2 separate regions of the Homo sapiens genome follow, and region 2 is linked to region 1. Evidence: chromatin contacts called from ENCODE Hi-C data. All regions are on one chromosome and are shown on one strand. Each heading gives the region's core, a stretch centred on a gene start or an enhancer-like site at or near the end of the contact. The rest is flanking DNA. Distances are from core to core; before and after follow the strand shown.

Region 1 (4,737 bases), core at 1,682-4,181:
TTCCTTCACTGAAAGAGAAGGTGAAAACTTAAAAATTCTTTGCTTTATATACTTATTTTTAATTAAAAAAACTGGCTTGTGATGGAACACTCAACATTTTTAACATTCCTTATTTAAGCAACAATTTTCAAAATGAGTTGGAAGTTTATTACAGGTTGGGTATCTCTTACCCAGAATACTTGGGGCCAGAAATGTTTTGGAATTTTTTGATGTTTGGAATATTTGCATAATAATTACTAGCTGAACAGCCCAATCTGGAAACGTGAAATCTGAAATGATCCAGTGAGCATTTCCTTTGACTGTCACATTGGCAATCAAAAAGTTTTGGATTTTAGAGCATTTCAAATTTTGCATTTTTTTGGATTAAGGATGCTAAGCCTGTATCAGCTTGCTTAAAAATATTTGAAATTTAGGACATGAGCTCTCTTCTTAAAATTGCTATTAACTTTTGCCCTTTTGAAATTGTATTGAAGTGGCCAGGCGCAGTGGCTTATGCCTGTAATCCCAGCACGTTGGGAGGCCGAGGCGGGTGGATCACCTGAGGTCAGGAGTTCAAGACCAGCCTGACCAACATGGAGAAACCCCATCTCTACTAAAAATACAAAATTAGCCAGGTATGGTGGCGCATGCCTGTAATCCCAGCTACTCCGGAGGCTGAGGCAGGAGAAATGCTTGAACCCAGGAGGCGGAGGTTGCGGTGAGCTGAGATCGCATCATTGCACTCCAGCCTGGGCAACAATAGAGAAACTCCATCTCAAAAAAAAAAAAAAGAAAAAAAAAGAAAAATAAATAAATTACATTGAAGTGGCTGGGCGTGATGGCTCACGTCTGTAATCCCAGCACTTTGGGAGGCCGAGGTGGGCAGATCACGAGATCAGGAGATCAAGACCATCCTGAGTAACATGGTGAAACCCCGTCTCTACTAAAAATATAAAAAATTAGTCAGGCGTGGTGGCAGGTGCCTGTATTCCCAGCTACTCGGGAAGCTGAGGCAGGAGAATGGCGTGAACCCAGGAGGTGGAGCTTGCAGTGAGCCGAGATCATGCCACTGCACTCCAGCCTGGGCAACAGAGCGAGACTCCGTCTCAAAAAAAAAAAAGAAAAAGAAAATGAAATTATGTTGAAGTGAAATGTATCTGCTTGAGAGATATGCCTTATTTATTTGCAGTGAATTTCAGACCACCATAATCTCAGTTTTATTTATTAGAGAATTAGTTGAAAATCATAACAAAAGTATATTTTGAATTAAGTAATCCACAATCCCAGTGCACTAACAAACACTCTTCTGCTTTTATTTTTCTTTCCAGTCTTGATCCAAAAGGGAAGAATGCATGAGGAGAAGCAGTCTTTACATGTACAATTTTGTATTTTACTTTTAAAATTTAATGTTATTTTATAAATATTACATGTAGTCATTATGGCTATTTTTGGTGAGCTTACATTGTTGTACTACAACTTGTTTGCTTGCTTATTTATTTATTTAAAGAGACAGGGTCTCACTATGTTGCACAGGCTAGTCTTGAATTCCTGGCCTCAAGTGATCCTTCTGCCTACCAATATGCTGGGATTATAGGTGTGGGCCACTGCACCAGGCCCACAGCTAATTTATTGTTGAATACTTAGTTTGCAGTTTGCTTTCAACTTTTTTTTTTTTTTCTGAGACACAGTCTTGCTCTGTCGCCCAGGCTGGAGTGCAGTGGTGCGATCTTGGCTCACTGTAACCTCCGCCTCCTGGGTTCAAGTGATTCTGCTACCTCAGCCTCCCGAGTAGCTGGGATTATAGGCGCCTGGCCACTACGCCTGGCTGATTTTTGTATTTTTAGTAGAGACAGGTTTTCACCATGTTGTCCAGGCTGGTCTTGAACTCCTGACCGCAAGCAATCCGCCCGCCTCAGCCTCCCAAAGTGCTGAGATTACAGGCCTACTTTCAACTTTTTTAATTCTTTTTTTTTTAATTTTAATGTTTAAAAATAGAGATTGGGTCTTGGCATGTTGCTCAGGCTGGTCTTGAACTCCTCAAGTGACCCTCCCACCTCAGCCTCCTAAAGTGCTGGGGTTACAAGCATGAGCCACTGCATCCAGCCTCGACTTTTTTTTATTTTTACAAGCACTTTGAATGTAGATTTTTTTTTTTTTTTTTTTTTTGGAGACTGGATCTTGCTCTGTTGCCCAGGCTAGAGTGCAGTGGCACAATCATGGCTCACTGCAGCCTTGACCTCCTGGGCTCAGGTGATCCTCCCACCTAGGTCAGCCTCCTGAATAGCTAGGACCACAGGCATGTGCTACCACACTTGGCTTTTTTAAGTTTTTGTAGAGATGGGCTGTCACATGTTTTCCAGGCTGGTCTTTAACTCCTAGACTCAAGCTATCCTCCTGCCTCACCTCCCAAAGTGCTGGGATTGCAGGAATCAGCCATCATACCTGGCTGTGACTTTTGATACGTATGTAGTTTCTGAGGCCCTTCCAAAAGAATTACGCTAACCAGGAATGAATGAACTTGGCTTTTCTTAAAGATATGTTTTAATAAGTTAAAGCTTTAAATAAAGCTTTAGTATAACTTAATATCAGTATAGTTCTTAGTATTTATAAAAGCACTTCATATACTATCTCACTTGATTTCACAACAACAGTCTGTGGTATGGAGAGACTACATAAGTTGTGAAAAATACAAAATTTTTACAAGTAAGACTACCACCTGTGATTATCAGTGGTTACCAATCAAACTTCCTCATTTCAGTTAGTTCTGAAAGGTCCTTTCTCTGAGTTGATGTCATCTTCTCTTAATGTACTGAGAGTGTGGTGAGATATATACTAAGAGATTAATAATTGTTTTGGTTGTTGGTCTGTCTTACCAGCTAGTTAAATATCAAGCATTTGTTTCCTGCATTGGCTGCATTCCAGTGAAACTAAGCTTGTGTTGTAAGTTAGAGATGCTAGATAATAACATGATCAAACTGATCACGTCTGCAGGGTTGTAACATCCATGTTAGTAGTATTTCTTAAGATGCTCAATTTCTGCTCTGAGAGATGCTCTGTGCAGCCTGTATTGAGTGTGTAAGCAGTTACCTAATATTTTATTCCTTTTGAGTACAGAGTAGTTGCTGGAGAGCCCTTTTACTGTTGAGATCATCAGTAAACCTCATTGATAAATCCCTATTCAAATATTAGTGGCGGTATGGTCAAACAAGTCCAGGCAATAATTGTCTTGCCTCTGCAGTTCCTGAAAAGCCGTAATCATGGTTCTTGTAGTGTTGTTTTGTTGGGGTAGTTAATGTAATGAGGTTTGTACTGACATGGCCTAGGTGATGCCATGATCACTGTGTCTGATAGTTTGACATAGGAGCATTTCATTGACAAATCATTAGTATTGTGATGTCTATTGGCTGCTACTTTGCTCTTTTAAAGAAGGATAGTAGCTGATTTTTTGTTTACTGTTTCAGCATTGTATTATGTCATTACATGTGTTATCTCTTTCATTGTACACAATAGGTCATTTTATAGGTGAGAAAAAGCAGAAGAGGATAAAATTCACACAGCTGGGATTTAAAACTAGTTTAAAATAAAGTGATTTCAGAGCATTCATGGGTCTTTATCACTGTTCTTAAAATAAGAAGCTTAGAGTTTCTTGATATTCTCCACTTTTTATTGTCTTAATCCATGTTTTAAGGGTTCTTGGTGTAGGGGTTTATGACATGATTGATTGTTAAGTGTTAAGTGTGGTTTTGCGTATTGTTCTTTTTTGTTAGATGGAAAGGAAAAAAGGTGTTTCCAGACAAATTTAAAAGAAGTGTCTCAAGTGGCTGACATTGCTTGTAAACCAGTGCTTGACTTCTATTTTGTTTTCCAGAAGCCTCATAGATAAGCTTACTGAATTTTTTTTTTTTTTTTTTTTTTACTTTTCATAAGTTTTTTTATTTTATAAACTTACGATTCAGGGTGGGATAAACAGTGTACGTGTGTGTGTTTCTCCCAGAGATTTGAGAGCACACACTATTGGTGGGGCAGTTAGGAATTCCACTTAATGTTTCATTACAAGAAAGAGTACAAGGTCTATTTATTTTATTGCTGGGGATGATAGGACTCCCCAAGTCATGGTTCTCAGTTTGTAGATCTTGAAATGGACTGTTATTACTAATTCAGATGACTGGGTTGCGATATTGACCCCACACTAACCAGAACAACAAGAGGCTAATGTATGAAAACCAAAATGCAGTCTGCTGATTTTTTTTTTTTAAGGAAAAAAAACAACTCTTAGATGGACAAGGATGGTTGTGTTTGGTGATTGGCATGGTTGGCTATAGGAGGAAGCCAGTTCTTTAAGAAGGTGGCTTGGTAAGCAGAGTTGGAGCCAGGGAGATTACTTGGGTGTTTTTAGTGTCCAGTGTAATTAAGCTACTATCTAACCAGATGCATTAATTGCTTTGATAAGAATAGGCTTCTTTGTGCATCATATGCCCTGCCCTTAAATGTGTCACCTGGATAATACTGGCTACATCTGATTCCTTGGGTCTCTTTTGCTTTTGTTGGACCAATTCCTAATTCCTGTTATCTTCTTTTGGAATTGTCACATCATTTAATCCTCTTACTGCTAAGTTATTCTTTAAAACAAACTCTACATCTCTCTTGTGATCTGTTACTTTTCGCCTTGTCAAAAAAACTAGTCTTTATTTCCAGATTCTTGATGGGGTGGATAGGAACTATCTTTTCATAGGTTGGATGCATTTACATTTTTGGTTA
Region 2 (4,678 bases), core at 31-2,530, 410 kb before region 1:
CTCCTCTTCTGGATAAGCTGTGACCCCAAGCCTGGGCCCTCTATCCTGGAGCCACTGACGCCCCTCGCTGGAGGCCGCCCTGCCTCCCCTGGGGCACTCACCTTGTAGAGCTGACTCTCCACGCCCGGGCTCAGCATAATGATGGACACCAGCACCCCCAGGAAGAGGAAGAACGTGAAGATGAGGCGGCTCACGGTGGAGTTGCGGCTGGCGGGGCAGCAGCTGCACAGGATGCAGGGGGCAGAGCCGCAGAGGCAGGACGCCTGCGGGAGGGCACTGTCACTCTTCCCTCTCCCCTTCACCGCCCAAGCGCGCACCTCTCACCACCTGCCCAGAGGTCGGCGCATCTGTGCTGCGCTAGGCAGGAGCACACTGTTCCCCAGACACCAGCCCATTGAACTTTCAGGTCCGAGAGGGAGGCTGGGTCATATAGGGCTACACAGCCAGTAACCACAGAACCCAGATTCAAACCTGGGTCTATCTCCAGTGATACTGTGGCTTGAAAGCGAGAGCTAGCCGAGGTCACGCTGTTTCTTTCTTACAGGGAGGGAGAGTAGTTTAAAAAAAAAAATCACAAGGCCAGCTGTCACCGATTACCTTCGTGACCTTATACAACTCACTCAACCTCTCTGTGCCTCAGTGTCCTCTTCTGTAACATAGTGGTATGTACTCCTCACAAAGCAGTTGTGAGAGTGAAACAGAAATTCCACATTGTAGCCCCCTTGGGCTCCCTTTCCCCTTCCCCACTTAATTTTTCCCCGCGGGACTTCTGCCATCAGCGAGGCTTTATGTTTTGTCGGCCTCCGCTTTCCAGCGGGGCAGGAATTTTTGCGTTTTGTTCATTGTGGTATTCCTAGAAATTCGAACAGTGTCTGTCACACAGCAGGAGCTTACAGGCTATCTGTTGAAGGAATATGAAGTGTTTGGCATAGTACCAGTCACATGTTAAGACCTCAGAAAACAGCAAGTGCAGAATAAACACCAGTTGGATAAACGGAATGATTTTCGGCTCTGAGGCTATACCAGCACTAGACAGCAGGTGGCGGTCTAACCCTTTCCCTCTCCAGGGTCCTCTGCCCCAGTTGCGGTCAGCCCTTCCCCTGGCCTGGCTGAAATCATTCAGGGGCTGGTGATGACACACTATGCCACACCTGAAAAGGAGACTCACCCTCCTGGGAGCCCAGTCCACAGCCCAGCCTTTAAAGAAACAGGCCCCACATCCAGATACCTCTGGTAAACTTTATCTTCCCCCAAACAGCCCCTACTCCTCACCCAGGGATTTAAGAGCCTGGAGAGCAACAGACATAGGCCTTGCCTTCCTGGAGCTTACACAAGCAGGAAAAACACTAAACAAATCATGACTCACATCGTGACAAGCGCTAAGAAGGACACGTACCCACTGCCAGAAAAGTGCTAATGCAGCCTAGGTTTGATTGAGGGTGGCATGTCAGGGAAGCCCTCCTTGAAGAAGTGACTTTTAAGCTGAGAGCAGGCCAGGTGCAGTGGCTCACACCTGTAATACCAGCATTTTGGGAGGCCAAGGCAGGAGGATCGCTTGAGCACAGGAGTTAGAGAATAGCCTGGGCAGCATAGCGAGACCGTATCTTTTAAAAAGAAGGGTTTTCTTCTTTTCTTCTTTTTTTGTTTTTTTTTTTTTGAGACAGGGTCTTGCCCTGTCACCCAGGCTGGAGTGCAGTGGCGCAATCTCAGCTCACTACAACCTCTGCCTCCTGGGCTCAAGCCATCCTCCCACCTCAGCCTCCTGAGTAGCTGGGACTACAAGCACACGCCACCATGCCTGGTTAATTTTTGTATTTTTTGTAGAGACGGAGTTTCACCACGTTGCCCAGACTGGTCTCAAACTCCTGGGCTCAAGCAATCTGCCCACCTCAGCCTCCCAAAGTGCTGGGATTACAGGCGTGAGCCACTGCACCTGGCCTTTTAAAAAGAAATATTTTAAAATAAAATAATAAGCTGAGAGCAGAGGGATGAGGAGACACTGCCAGACCAAAGGGAGGAAAGAAAGTTCTAGACAGGTGGCTCTGGGGTGGGTAGGGGCTGGGCATTTGAGGAATTTAAGAAGGCCCTCGTGGCCAAAGCTTGGTGAGCAGACAGTCAGCGGTGAGTATGAGGTCAGACAGGCTGGCAAGGCCAGACCACATAGGCACCAGCAGTCAGGAACAGGACACTGGTTTTCATCCTAAGAGCGGTGGGCACCCACTCGAGGGGCTGGAGCCAAGGGTCAGGAATTGAAAGATGAGCTTTGAAAAGAGCAGGCTGGCAGGGGCCCCTTGCTCCTCAGAGACCTCTGCTTTTCTTTCTGGACTGGTCACAAGGCACACAGCACACCCTGCTGGCGGGCATCTGCCTCCCCTCTTACTCTCCCCCAAACTAGAAATGCTCCTCGCCTATCTCTCGTTCACACAGATGCTAAACAAAATGCTTTGGAAACGAAACTATTCCTCATGGTCTAAATTGAAACAGTCCACCTGTCCAGCAACTTCTGGTTACATCTTGCAGCTGCCACCCCAAGACCTGCCTCCTATCCATGGCTGTCCTTGGTGGGTGAGAGGATAAGAAAAGCCTGAAAAATGTTTTAGAGGCCATAAAGCAGTGGTCCCAAACCTTTCTGGTACCAGGAGCCAATTTCAGGGAAGACACTTTTTCCACAGATGGCAGCAGGGGTGCTGGCAGGGGGCAGATATGGTTTTGGGATGAAACTGTTCCACCTCTGATCATCAGGAATTAGATTCTCATAAGAAGCACGCAACTTGGATCCCTCGCATGCACAGTTCACAATAGGGTTCGCACTCCTATGAGAATCTAATGCTGCCACTGATCTGACAGGAGGCGGAGCTCAGGCGGTAATGCTTGTTCACCTGCTGTTCACGTCCTGCTGTGTGGCCCAGTTCTTAACAGGCCATGGATAGATACTAGTCCATGGCCCAGGGGTTGGGGACCCCTGCTATAAAGAACATTCTGGGTATCAGTTAGAGCAGCTTATTAGTCCCATTTTACAGACGTGGAAATTGAGACCAGAGGGACTAAGAGACTTACCAGAGGTCACACAGCAAGTTGATAACAGCACTGAGATTCAAGTAGTATTAGTGGCAGCTACCATTTACGAAGGGTTACTCAGTCCCAGGCACTGTGATAAGCACTTTATCTACATTAAGCTTCACTGATGCTATGAATTGTGTGGTAACTTTCCATTTTCAAATGGGAAAACTGAGACAGAGAAGTGGCATGACCAAGGTCACACAGCAAGTAAGCTGAGGAGCTGGGATGCAAATTCAGATCTGTGTGCACCAAGGGCCAGGCTCTGCCTACAGGACTACACTAGTTCCAGCTCGCTAATTCACTGATGGTCATCTTATTTAATTTAAATACATCCCAGTGATGAAAAAACAAACAAACAAACAACAAAAAACCCAATACCAGAAAACCAAGGGAGGCCAGTGGGTACTGATCTCAGGAGCCAGGTGCCCAGGTGCCCTGTCAGGTCCTGATGCTGGCTTGTTACCATTTAATTTCAATTTGAGACATCTGAGACACAAGAAAGCTGTTCCGCTTTCAGAGAGCTTGGCCTTTCAGTTCGCTCTGGTTCTTAAACATCAAAATCCAGGTGTTCCTAATGCCTGAAATCTCAGGATTTCCAAGGGCCTGATCAGCAGCCAGAGAGACCAGGTCAAAGAGAAAAACACACACTGCTTCCAGAGCATCCTTGGAAATGTTTGTCCACCTTGCTCCATTCACCCCACCCCAGAATGGCTCCTACAAGAACCTCTTCCATTTGACCAAAATGTCATTTTATATATATTTAAATCTCTTCCTACAGAAATGCCAGACCATTGGAGTAAGGGCAGATGTGTGCACATATATACAAACACATGGAAATTCATTGTGGCACTGATCATAATAGGAAAATAATAGGGGGAAAAATTTTTGAGACAGGATCTCGTTCTGTCACCCAAGCTAGAGTGCAGTGGTACCATCTCGGCTCACTGCAACCTCCACCTCCGGGGCTCAAGCAATCCTCCTACCTCAGCCTCCGGAGTAGCTGGGACCACAGGCACCAGCCACAATGCCCAGCTAATTTTTCTTTTTGGTTTCTTGGTTTTTGTTTCAAGAAAGGATTTGGCTCTGTCACCCAGGCTGGAGTGCAGTGGTGTGATCTCAGCTCACTGAAGCCTCAACCTCCTGGGCTCAAGCGATCCTCCTACCTCAGCCTCCCAAGTAGCTGGGACCACAGGCATGCACCACCACACCCAGCTAATTTTTGTATTTTTTGGTAGATACAGGGTTTTCTCATGTTGGCCAGGCTGGTCTTGAACTCCTGGGCTCAAGGGATCCTCCCACCTTGGCCTCCCAAAGTGCTGGGATTATAGGCATGAGCCACCATGCCTGGCCATTAGGGGAAAATTGAAAATAACAAAACGCCCATCAATACATCATGGTATTCCATAAAACGGATTTCTCTGCTGAATGGGGCAAATATGTAGGTAACACTTAACTTGGGTACATTTCATTGTATACAAATAATACTTCAATTAAGTTAAATTTACAAATATAAAAATAAAGATTTTTATATAAAGAAAAAACTTAAATAAGCTTTAGGTTTTGTGAGCCTATTGGAGTCTCAAGAAACTACAAAAAACCTAAATGTCTAACACCTGGG

The links. Hi-C counts contacts between places; a loop is a spot of excess contacts on that map. Pooled maps may share reads with other maps.
Region 2: a map with no recorded cell type shows a loop between it and region 1 (10-fold over the local background). The contact joins two enhancer-like sites. A Hi-C loop is called at or near these places in 2 of 37 single-sample maps with no recorded cell type and 3 of 50 pooled maps.

The regions. Positions count from the first base shown.
Region 1 is chr1:31,011,710-31,016,446 of GRCh38, reverse strand. All of the region lies in intron 3 of PUM1 (pumilio RNA binding family member 1), which reads left to right. Among named protein-coding and RNA genes, the nearest start is that of SNORD103C, 46 kb to the right of the region's middle. Within about 2 kb of position 2,931, at least 3 of the 41 ENCODE cell types and tissues checked have a DNase peak (open chromatin) inside an H3K27ac peak, as active enhancers do.
Region 2 is chr1:31,419,278-31,423,955 of GRCh38, reverse strand. SERINC2 (serine incorporator 2) reads right to left here. Exons shown (of 10, transcript NM_178865.5): 2 at 102-263. Among named protein-coding and RNA genes, the nearest start is that of SERINC2, 8.4 kb to the right of the region's middle. RefSeq lists a silencer at 207-306. Within about 2 kb of position 1,280, at least 16 of the 41 ENCODE cell types and tissues checked have a DNase peak (open chromatin) inside an H3K27ac peak, as active enhancers do.